Linked DNA regions of Homo sapiens: region 1 is linked to region 2. The links are chromatin loops, found by intact Hi-C in ENCODE. Cell type or tissue: GM12878. All regions are shown on one strand.

Region 1 (5,000 bases), 150 kb after region 2:
AAAAAAAAAAAGTAGATGTTGAATGAATAGGACTGAGAGTCTGTGTTCCAGGTACTGCTGATGCTGCAGGTCTGCAAATGACACTTTAACCAGAAGACTCTGGGGGATCTGGGAAGTGAGCCCTTTCTCAGGGAACATGCAGCATTAACTCCTGTTGTATTAACCCTCTCTTTTTAGCTTACACATCGTGTCATTAAAAAAACAAAAGCAGTCAAAAAATCAAAACTCTAATTCTTCTGCATCTGTTGGCCTCTTTCTTCCAACATACCATGGTTCTACTGTGACAACGATGCCATCTCATTCATTTCAATATCCCAAGACTGACAAAGACAGACCCTCAATAAACGCCCGTTAAACCATATTATATCTAACAGAAGGTCCCCAACTTATAATGGTTGGACTTATGCTTTTTCAACTTTACAATGATGGAAAACGATTCCGTTTTTCACTTTCAGTACAGTATTCAATAAATTACATGAGATATTCAACATTTTATTATAAAATAGGCTTTGTGTTAGATGATTCTGCTTAACTGCAGATTATAAGTGTTCTGAGAATGTGTAAAGCAGGCGAGGCTAAGCTATGATGTTCGGTAGGTTAGGTGTAGGTATTTCTTTCTAATTCACTTGTTGTTAAGGTATTTTTGCTTATTGGTCTGTCTTTCCCATTTGATTATCAATTTCTTGAAGACAGAGACTCCTTTTGTTCTGTGGTGCACAGTCTGGCACACGATGGGCACTCAGTAAATGACTGTTGACCTAGAGTGGATGACTGACCTTATAAACCACTACTTTCAGGTTCCTAGAGAAAACACTAAGAACGCATCCTGAATTTGCAATCCTTTTTTCTAAGGATTTAAAATGCTCACATGTATGAGTCATGTGAGTGTTCACAGAAGTTCAGTAATACACACTGAAAGGGTCATCAGCTCCACCTGACAAGAAAATGGTATATATTATACTTCTTCCCAGACAACCTTATCAACACAGAAAACAACAGTTAACAATACCTCAGTCTTCCCACATTCATCGGGTGGATCCTGGTGTATGGCCACTTGATACTTGACATACAAAGAAAAGGACTGGCTGAAAGACGACTTGAACTCTGGGTCCTCAAAGGAGACAGGTACTAACCTCACCTTCAGAGCAAGGAAAATACAAGCAAATGCTATTGAAACATCTCTGATGATATGCTTCTGAAGGTGAGGCTACAGTAAGATCTCCACAAATCCACGCCAAAGCTCGAACTCGAATTTGTCATGAAAAGAAACCTTAGACGAGGCAGACGGGTGCAGAGACCGAAGTGCTAACTGTACTAAAACTTATGAAAATCTCAACCTCATAAGAGCCAACAATTTGTTCTTTTTTTTTTCTCTCTCTCCACTAATTGTAGTTTTCTGCATAAACTAGAGTCAATATTGTTGTTAATCATGGTGATGATCGCTACTTTTGCCACCTCTACTTATACTAAGTGTTTTAAGCTTTTTTCCTTTACAGATTTTTCTTGGGTCATTTAACTTACAAAATTATTAGCATATGAGTTCTTCTATTAAAATGTTCTACTATCTTCCTTTTTTAGTCCCACTCAATTGTGCAAGGGTAGCACATTAATAAAGAATAATTTAACTGGGATCAATTATTCCTACATACATCTTTCAAATACAGATAAAGCATTAAAATCATGTTAGGCAAAGTACGTATCTACCATAAAAATATAGTTTCCTGAGTTTTCCTCACAGGTATTTTAATTTAGAGCTCTATTACTATCTTTTAGATAAATGCATCTAAAATAGTGACTTTAAATAATTTTACATGTTACTTTGACTCTGAAATTATACATGGCTGGTACTTAACATGGCACTAGGTAAAATTTGCACTTTCAGAATGTCCATTAATTCAGTCTTAGGTCTTTGCAGATATGCTGCAAATTGAACACAAATAAAATGTAGCACAAATAAACCAAGATTTCATTAAATGATATTAAGTGGAAGGGAAAGCTCTGTTTGCACAGGAAAATTACACTTGGCCTGCTGACCTGGCTTTCGGTTGGCGTATCAGGTGGGTTCTTGTGAATAACCATCTGGTAACGTTTATAGACCTGGTAAGACTCCAGAAGTGTGGCTTTGAACTGCGAACTTGGTGGAGATGATCTCACCACCCTCACCTTCAGAAGCAGTTAAAAAAACAAGTTTACTAATTCATTCATTTATTCATTCTGTGGAATATGCATTAAGAGTAACTCCCATCCAAGAAACCAAGTTTCAACAATTATTAAAGCACCTAAATATTTTAATATTAAAAACCAACCAGTTAGTAAATAAAGAAAAAAGTTATTTTTGTAACTTACAGACTCATTAAGAAGAGGACGATCCCCTCTAAACTATAAGCCTCAGCTTTCATGACTGAATTATGTAAGCCTGCCTCTACTGTAAACTGGCAGAGTATTTCCAGCACTCGTACACACACGACACATACACACACAAATAAATACCCTCTAGTTGTGCACAACTACCAGTAATTCTAAGAAAGACTAAAAATATGAATACATTTTTTGGCCACTCATTCATCATTGCTAACCCTCAACTTAAAACTTGACTGTTTGAGTTAAAAAGACCTCATAAAGTTTTCCTACTTCATAGCATAGTTAACAACCATGACTCTGAAGTCACATTTCCTTTGTTCAAATCTTACAATGTCACCATCTTGGTCAAGTAACCTTGTAAAATAAGGATAAGTTTAAAACAGTAATTGCACGCAGTAATGGCTAACATTTACTTTAACATTATTTACTAGCCACTTAAAATGTATTAGCAAAACAGAACAGTAAAACAGTCAAATGCAATGCAATGAAAACAGCTGGAAACTGGACATGTGTGCCGTGAGACGTAATTCTATGAAGAAAGAGCGACACCCAGTGGTAAAAGATCTCTATACATCCTGAGTATCATTACATTCAAAAAGTACAAGTAACCACTGGAGAACTGTTATGTTAAGCGTGCTTGGCCTCCTGAATACATTACTATTTATGATCAAAGATAAAAGACACCTTGTAAAATATTTTAAGTAGTGTATTCAACTCTGTTTACAATTTTGGAAGGACAAAAAAATCTGTATCCAAATCAGAGTAGCCAAGGAGTTATAAAAGCTAAAATCTGGCCAGGCAAGGTAGCTCACACCTCTAATCCCAGCACTTTGGGAGGCCGAGGCGGGTGATCACCTGAGGTCAGGAGTTCGTGACCAGCCTGGCTGACATGGTGAAACCCTGTCTCTATTAAAAATATCAGAAATTAGCCGGGCGTAGTGGTGGGCACTTGTAATCCCAGCTACTCAGAAGGCTGAGACAGGAGAATCGCTTGAACCCAGGAGGCAGAGGTTGCAGTGAGCCGAGATCGCGCCATTGCACTCCAGCCTAGGCAACAAGAGTGAAACTCCGTCTCAAAAAAAAAAGCTAAATTCTACGTCTGATAATACATATACTGAATTAAGGCTTAGAATGCATGAAAGTTAATTTTTATTATCAGGACTTCAGTGATAAGTGATATTTTTAGATGATAGTAAGCTACAAAATTCAAAGGCTGACCAGTTACTAATCACATATGAGAATAAGATAAAAATCATTATGGCTAATGTTTTTGAATTTTTTTGAGACAGTCTTTTGCTCTGTCACGCAGGCTGGAGTGCAGTGGTGTGATCTCAGCTCGCTACAACCTCCACCTCCTGGGTTCAAGCAATTCTGGTGTCTCAGCCTCTCTAGGAGTTGGGATTACAGGTGCACGCCACCACGCCTGGCCAATTTTTATATTTTAGTAGAGACGGGGTTTCACTGTGTTGGCCAAGCTGATCTCAAACACCAGACCTCAAGAGATCCACCTGCCTCGGCCTACCAAAGTGCTAGGATTACAGGTGTGAGCCACCACATCCAGCCCTTGTTTTTGAATTTTATATATGAGAAACTAATACTGAGAAATCTTGATCTGATCTAGAAACGAAAATAAATTTGGAAAAATGGAGGAATTTGGCTCTAAAAGTATTCATATTATGCCCAAAGTGGTTTTGGCACTAATGAGAGAGGATTTCAGCAGTACAATTTAGCCCTATTTAGATAATTCCTAACTGCTGGCTTATGTATATGACACCATTTGCTGTCTTTACCAAGATCAGAATATTATAATGGATGAAATAGTGATTTGCCTTGTGTAATCTATTGTCTTTCACTATCTAAACCAAAACTGCTAAAAACACAATTTTAAAGAGTATTTCTTTCATTTTAACTATTAAATTTCAATCAAGGTAGCATGCTAAAATTGACACTGTTTTCACAAGTTTGGTGGCCAACTATGTATTCTCAAAAAGTCTTTTAAAAAAAAAGGAGTTTCCCTCAAACAGCAGTTAACTTAGTAAATACAAATGTTACTTCTTCCCAGTTCTCTTTAATTTCTTTTAAATTCTCATTATTTAACTAGCAAACATCAACTAATTAGAACTTCAAATAAAAATAAACGATATGCCCAAACAAAAAAAAATCATAATAAAACAAACAACAAAAGTCCTCCAAAGTACCTCTAACTTGTGTGATGCATTCTCTGGTAAAGACTCAAAAATTAAATCTTCGAGTGATTTTGGCTGGTTGGATTTAGCCTTTGGTGGAAACAAAGATGGTGGGTGACCTTGAGCCTGGAAACCCTCAAGTTCTCCAGCTGGGTTCTGCTGCATTAGTTTTAACCTTTTCCTTTCTTTCCGGATTTCCTTTGCTTTTCGACATGGAGGCTTACTCAAATCAGCCCCTTTGCCTAAAAAGAATTTTAAAATATTAGACCAATCACATTTGGTTCTAGAAAAGTTTTTTCACATGTCTCAAAGATTCTACAGTGTAAGTCCAAAGAGTTTCAATGGTTAGGCTAGCTTTGGGGTAGATGTTTCAGAGGATCCTGATACAGAGCTGTAAGTGGATCTAAAATTCTACCTTAGAAGTGGGAGTTGCTAGAGAAAGTAAATAGCACA
Region 2 (5,000 bases):
TCTTAGAAATGTCTGTTTAAATCATTTGCCCATTGTTAATTGGGTTGTCTTTTTATTGAGTTGTCAGAATTCTTTACATATTCTGGTTACTAGATCCTTATTGAATGCATTATTTGGAAATACACTCTCTCATTCTGTGAATTATCTTCACACCTTCTTGACTGGGTCTCTGAAAGGACAAAAGTTTTAAATTTTGGTAAAGTCCAATTTATCAATTTTTTTTCTTTTGTTGCCTGTGCTTTTTGTATCATATCTAAGAAAACACTGCCCAGTGCAAGGTGATGAAGATTTACTCCAATGTGGCCGGGCGTGGTGGCTCCCACCTGTAATCCCAGCACTTTGGGAGGCTGAGGCGCATGGATCGTGAGGTCAGGAAATCGAGACCATCCTGGCTAACAGGGTGAAACCCCGTCTCTACTAAAAAAAATACAAAAAAATTAGCCAGGCACGGTGGCGGCCGCCTGTAGTCCCAGCTACTAGGGAGGCTGAGGCAGGAGAATGGCATGAACCCAGCAGGCAGAGCTTGCAGTGAGCCGAGGTTGCGCCACTGCACTCCAGCCTGGGCGACAGAGTGAGACTCTGTCTCAAAAAAAAAAAGATTTACTCCAATTTATATTTCTAAGGTTTTTTTTTTTTTTGAGACGCAGTCTCCCTCTGTCGCCCAGGCTGGAGTGCAGTGGCGCAACCTCTGCTCACTGCAAGCTCCGCCTTCCGGGTTCATGCCATTCTCCTGCCTCAGCCTCCCGAGTAGCTGGGACTACAGGCACCCGCCACCACGCCTGGCTAATTTTTGTATTTTTAGTAGACACAGGGTTTCACCATGTTAGCCATGATGGTCTCGATCTCCTGACCTCGTGATCTGCCTGCCCTAGCCTCCCAAAGTGCTGGGATTACAGGCGTGAGCCACCGCACCTGGCATTTCTACGAATTTTATAGTTTTAGCTCTTACATTTAGGTCCAACCCATTTTAATTTTTGTATATGGTGTGAAGTAGGGGGCCAATTTCATTTTTTTGAAAGATGCAGGACCATTTGTTGAAAGGCTGTATCCTTTTCCCTGAATTGTCTTGGCATCCTTTTTGAAAACTAACTGACCATAAACATGAGGGTTTATTTCTGGACTCTCAACTCTAGTCCACAGATCTGTATGTCTACCTGCATGCCAGGACCACATAGTGTTAACTTTATTATTCTTTTTAAAGATTGTTTTGGCTATCCTGGGTTCCTTTCATTTCCATGTGAATTTTATGATTGTCAGTTTCTGCAGGGAAGCCAGCTGGGATTTTAATAGATCACTGCTCTGAATCTGTAAATGAATTTGAGGAGTACTACCATCTTAACAATATTAAGTCTCCTGATCCATGGACATGGGATGTTTTCTTCACTTATTTAGGTCTTCTGTAATTTCTTTGAACAATGTTTTGTATTTTCCAGAATATAATTTTTGCATTGCTCTGTTAAATTTATTCCTAACAATTCTATTTTAATGCTGTTGTAAACGCAACTGTTGATAATTTCATTTTTAAATTGCTCACTGTTTAAGTGTGTAGGATAAAATTGATTTCTGTGTATGCTGAACTCATTTTATTTGATAGTTCTTTACATTCTTTAGGATTTTCTATGTACAAGGTCATGTCATCTGAGAATAGAGACAGTGTTTCTTCTTCCTTTCCAATCTGAATGCCTTTTATTTCATTTTCTTGCTGAACTGGCATGGCTAAAATATAATATTTCAAAGGAAAAAAATCTATGCAATTTAGTTAAACTCATGATATGTTGATTAAAAACAACATTGGCTCCCAAAAGTCACATAACAAAATATAAATTATATAATTTATCAAGATGATTCTAGCCAGAAAGAACTCCAGGTTAATTTTGATATTATGGTCATTTGGTATCAAAGTCCAGTAAAAGGTCACCAGAGAAAAGCAGAAAGAATGCAAAAATCAGGCAATTGCATACAAAAAAATCACATCAACTTTATCACCTCAGCACATATACTGCTGGTAGGATCTGTAAATACTGGCCAAGTAAAATGCTAATAAAATCTCTTATGATGATGAATAAGGACTCTCAAATTTCTATTCTATGTTTTGACCCCTAAATACTCATCTTAGACACTTCCTATTTCACCGTTTATCTTTATCCTAATAAAGGCGAGGCTTAAAAACTCATAGAATATAATGAAAGAAACGTAAATTAAAACATGCTATTACAGGATTTCTCAAAGATGAGAGGGAAGTTGGTTTATGTGCTGGGGCTGGGCCAAAGAGACATTTGTGAGTTCAGGCTGGCAGGACTGGGCCAATTCTGCCCCATGTGGTCAAGAAATTAGTTACATACAAGGGAACTGAGCATATAAATAAATATACTGAGAAAATGGGGAGGCCAGATTTCTCAGTCAGAGAATGGAGCTACAAGTATGGAAAAGGAGAAGACTAGAACAAACTGTTGTGCTGGATTAAAATTCCAGATACTGGTGAAAACCCATGACTTTTATACCCTGATATAGACATACAGATACACAGGTAGATATAAACGTATGTGTATAAACTCACATATATTGCCTAGATCTGTCTGCTGAGAGGGCTTAGAAGCAATGAAACCCCGGTAGCAATGAGCATACTTATTACTCACATCTTGTATTCTGAATATTACTCTTCACAAAAAATAACTAGGGCTCCTTGGAGACGTGACTAATTATAGAACTGAGTCAGAGAAAGTATAAGATGAGTCTGAAATATTTTGTGCCAGAAAGGAAGTGCTCAAAAAATGATGGGGACTTGTCAAAAGAAAACATGAGTCACCCTGAAAAGGCTCCTACTGGCCAAATCTGAGACAATTTGAGCATTCAAAATAAATAATGAAAGTAACAATTTTATAACACATTGATTAGAATGAGATTCCGTGAGTCAATATAAACAACAAACAGGGAAAGAGGACTGCTTTTCCTTATTGTAGAATGCCAACTAATAAAAGTAGAAGTAGTGATAGAATTAGAAAATCATCATTTGGCAGCCATCTCAGTAATAAGTGATTGAGGCAAGAATCGTCAATGGATGTAAAAACCAGTAGATATAAGTCTGACACAATAGGATATTTACACCATCTCAGGACAGCTTTCTACAAAATATTTACCAATTACTTATTAACATGTACAAAATACTTATCAACTTTACAGTGGAGAAACCTGGTACATTCCACTTCCCCAAGTGATAAAAATTCAAGTCACAGTACAGAGATGAATTAACACTGTATACCTCCTGATATGATGCAATACAAACCCAGCATCACTTCTAGGGTGTTCTTGCCAAAGCTATGTGACCTGAATCTAATTACAAAGAAATACTTGATGAACACAAATGAAAAACTACAAAGTGACTGGACTCTTCAAAAATATCGAGGTAACAAAAGACAAGGATATACTATGGTATTGTTCTAGACAAAAGGGGCCTAAAAAGACACAACAATAAATGTAACACAGGATCCTCACTTGAACCTTAGGTCTAAAAAAACAGAGAGAAAAGTAACATAGGCTTGTGTATGTGTGTATGCATTTTTGTGCTATAAAGGACATTACAGGGAAAATCTGTAACACTTGTACAGGGTGTGTGGATTAGATGGTAACATCTCAATGTTACTTTCCTGGTTTTGATGGCCATGTCTAGTAATGTAAAAAAAAGTGTCCTTGTTTTCAGCTAATACACACTGGGATACTGAAGGACAGTGGTGCAATATATCAGAAACTTATTCTCAAATGGTTTAGAAAAAAATACAGAGTAAAACAGAAAAAGTGATAAGGCAAATGTGGTAACACGTTAATAACTGGGGAGTCTGAGTGAAGGGTATGCATATGTTCTTTGTATTATTCTTGTCATTTTCCTGTAAATTTGAAATTTAAAAATAAAAAATGTTGTGTATTAGTCCGTTTTTACACTGCTGATAAAGACATACCAAAGACTGGGCAATTTACAAAAGAAAGAGGCTTAATTGGGCTCACAGTTCCATGTGGCTGGGGAAGTCTCACAATCATGTCAGAAGGCAAGGAGGAGCAAAGTCATGTCTTACATGGATGGTGGCAGGCAGAGAGCTTGTGCAGGGCAACTCCCATTTTTAAAACCACCAGACCTCATGAGACCCATTCACTATCATAAGACCAGCATGGGAAAGACCCACCCCCATAACTCACCACTGGGTCCCTCCCAAAACACATGGGAATTATGGGAGCTACAAGATGAGATTTGGGTGGGGACACAGAGCCAAACCATATCATTCCGCCTCTGGCTTCTCCCAAATCTCGTATCTTCACATTTTCAAACCAATTATGCCTTCCCAACAGTCCCCCAACATCTCAACTCATTTCAGAATTAACCCCAAAGTCCAAGTCCAAAGTCTCGTCTGAGACAAGGCAAGTCCCTTCTGCCTATGAGCCTGTAGAATCAAAACTAAGTTACTTCCTAGATACAATGGGGGTACAGGCATTAGGTAAATATAGCCGTTCCAAATGGGAGAAATTGGCCAAAACAAAAGGGCTACAGGTCCCATGCAAGTCCAAAATCCAGCAGGGCAGTCAAATCCTAAAGTTCCAAAATGATCTCCTTTGACTCCATGCCTCGCATCCGGGTCACTCTGATACAAGAGGTGGGTTCCCATGGTCTTGGGCAGCTCCGCCCCTGTGGCTTTTCAGGGTATAGCCTCCCTCCTTGCTGCTTTCACAGGCTAGCGTTGAGTGTCTGCAGCTTTTCCAGGTGCACAGTGCAGGCTGTTGGTAGATCTGCCATTCTAGGGTCTGGAGGACAGTGACCCTCTCTTCTCACAGCCCCACCCAGCGGTGTCCCAGTAAGGACTCTGTGGGAGGGCTCCAATGCCACCTTTCCCTTCTGCACTGCCCTAGCAGAGGTTCTCCATGAGGGCCCCACTCCTGCAGCAAACTTTTGCCTGGGCATCCAGGCATTTCCACACATCTTCTGAAATCTAGGCAGAGGTTCCCAAACCCCAATT

The links. A loop is a pair of places that touch in the nucleus more often than their neighbours do. Peaks named below come from ENCODE experiments on the same cell type or tissue, not always from the same donor. Only the 100,000 strongest peaks of a DNase experiment are listed, where the experiment ranks them.
Region 1: it touches region 2 in a loop (3-fold over the local background); 2 of 110 quality-filtered maps call a loop at or near these places.

What each region holds. Positions count from the first base shown.
Region 1 is chr10:121,897,832-121,902,831 of GRCh38, forward strand. It overlaps ATE1 (arginyltransferase 1), which reads right to left. Exons shown (of 12, transcript NM_001001976.3): 6 at 4,560-4,789; 7 at 2,035-2,163. Among named protein-coding and RNA genes, the nearest start is that of ATE1, 28 kb to the right of the region's middle. In GM12878, a CTCF peak has its summit at 2,909 (motif pointing left); a DNase peak (open chromatin) is centred at 2,880.
Region 2 is chr10:121,751,611-121,756,610 of GRCh38, forward strand. The region is part of intron 11 of ATE1 (arginyltransferase 1); the gene reads right to left. Among named protein-coding and RNA genes, the nearest start is that of FGFR2, 160 kb to the left of the region's middle. RefSeq lists an enhancer at 2,641-2,700. In GM12878, a CTCF peak has its summit at 2,299; DNase peaks (open chromatin) are centred at 2,711 and 3,260; H3K27ac peaks cover 1,524 bases.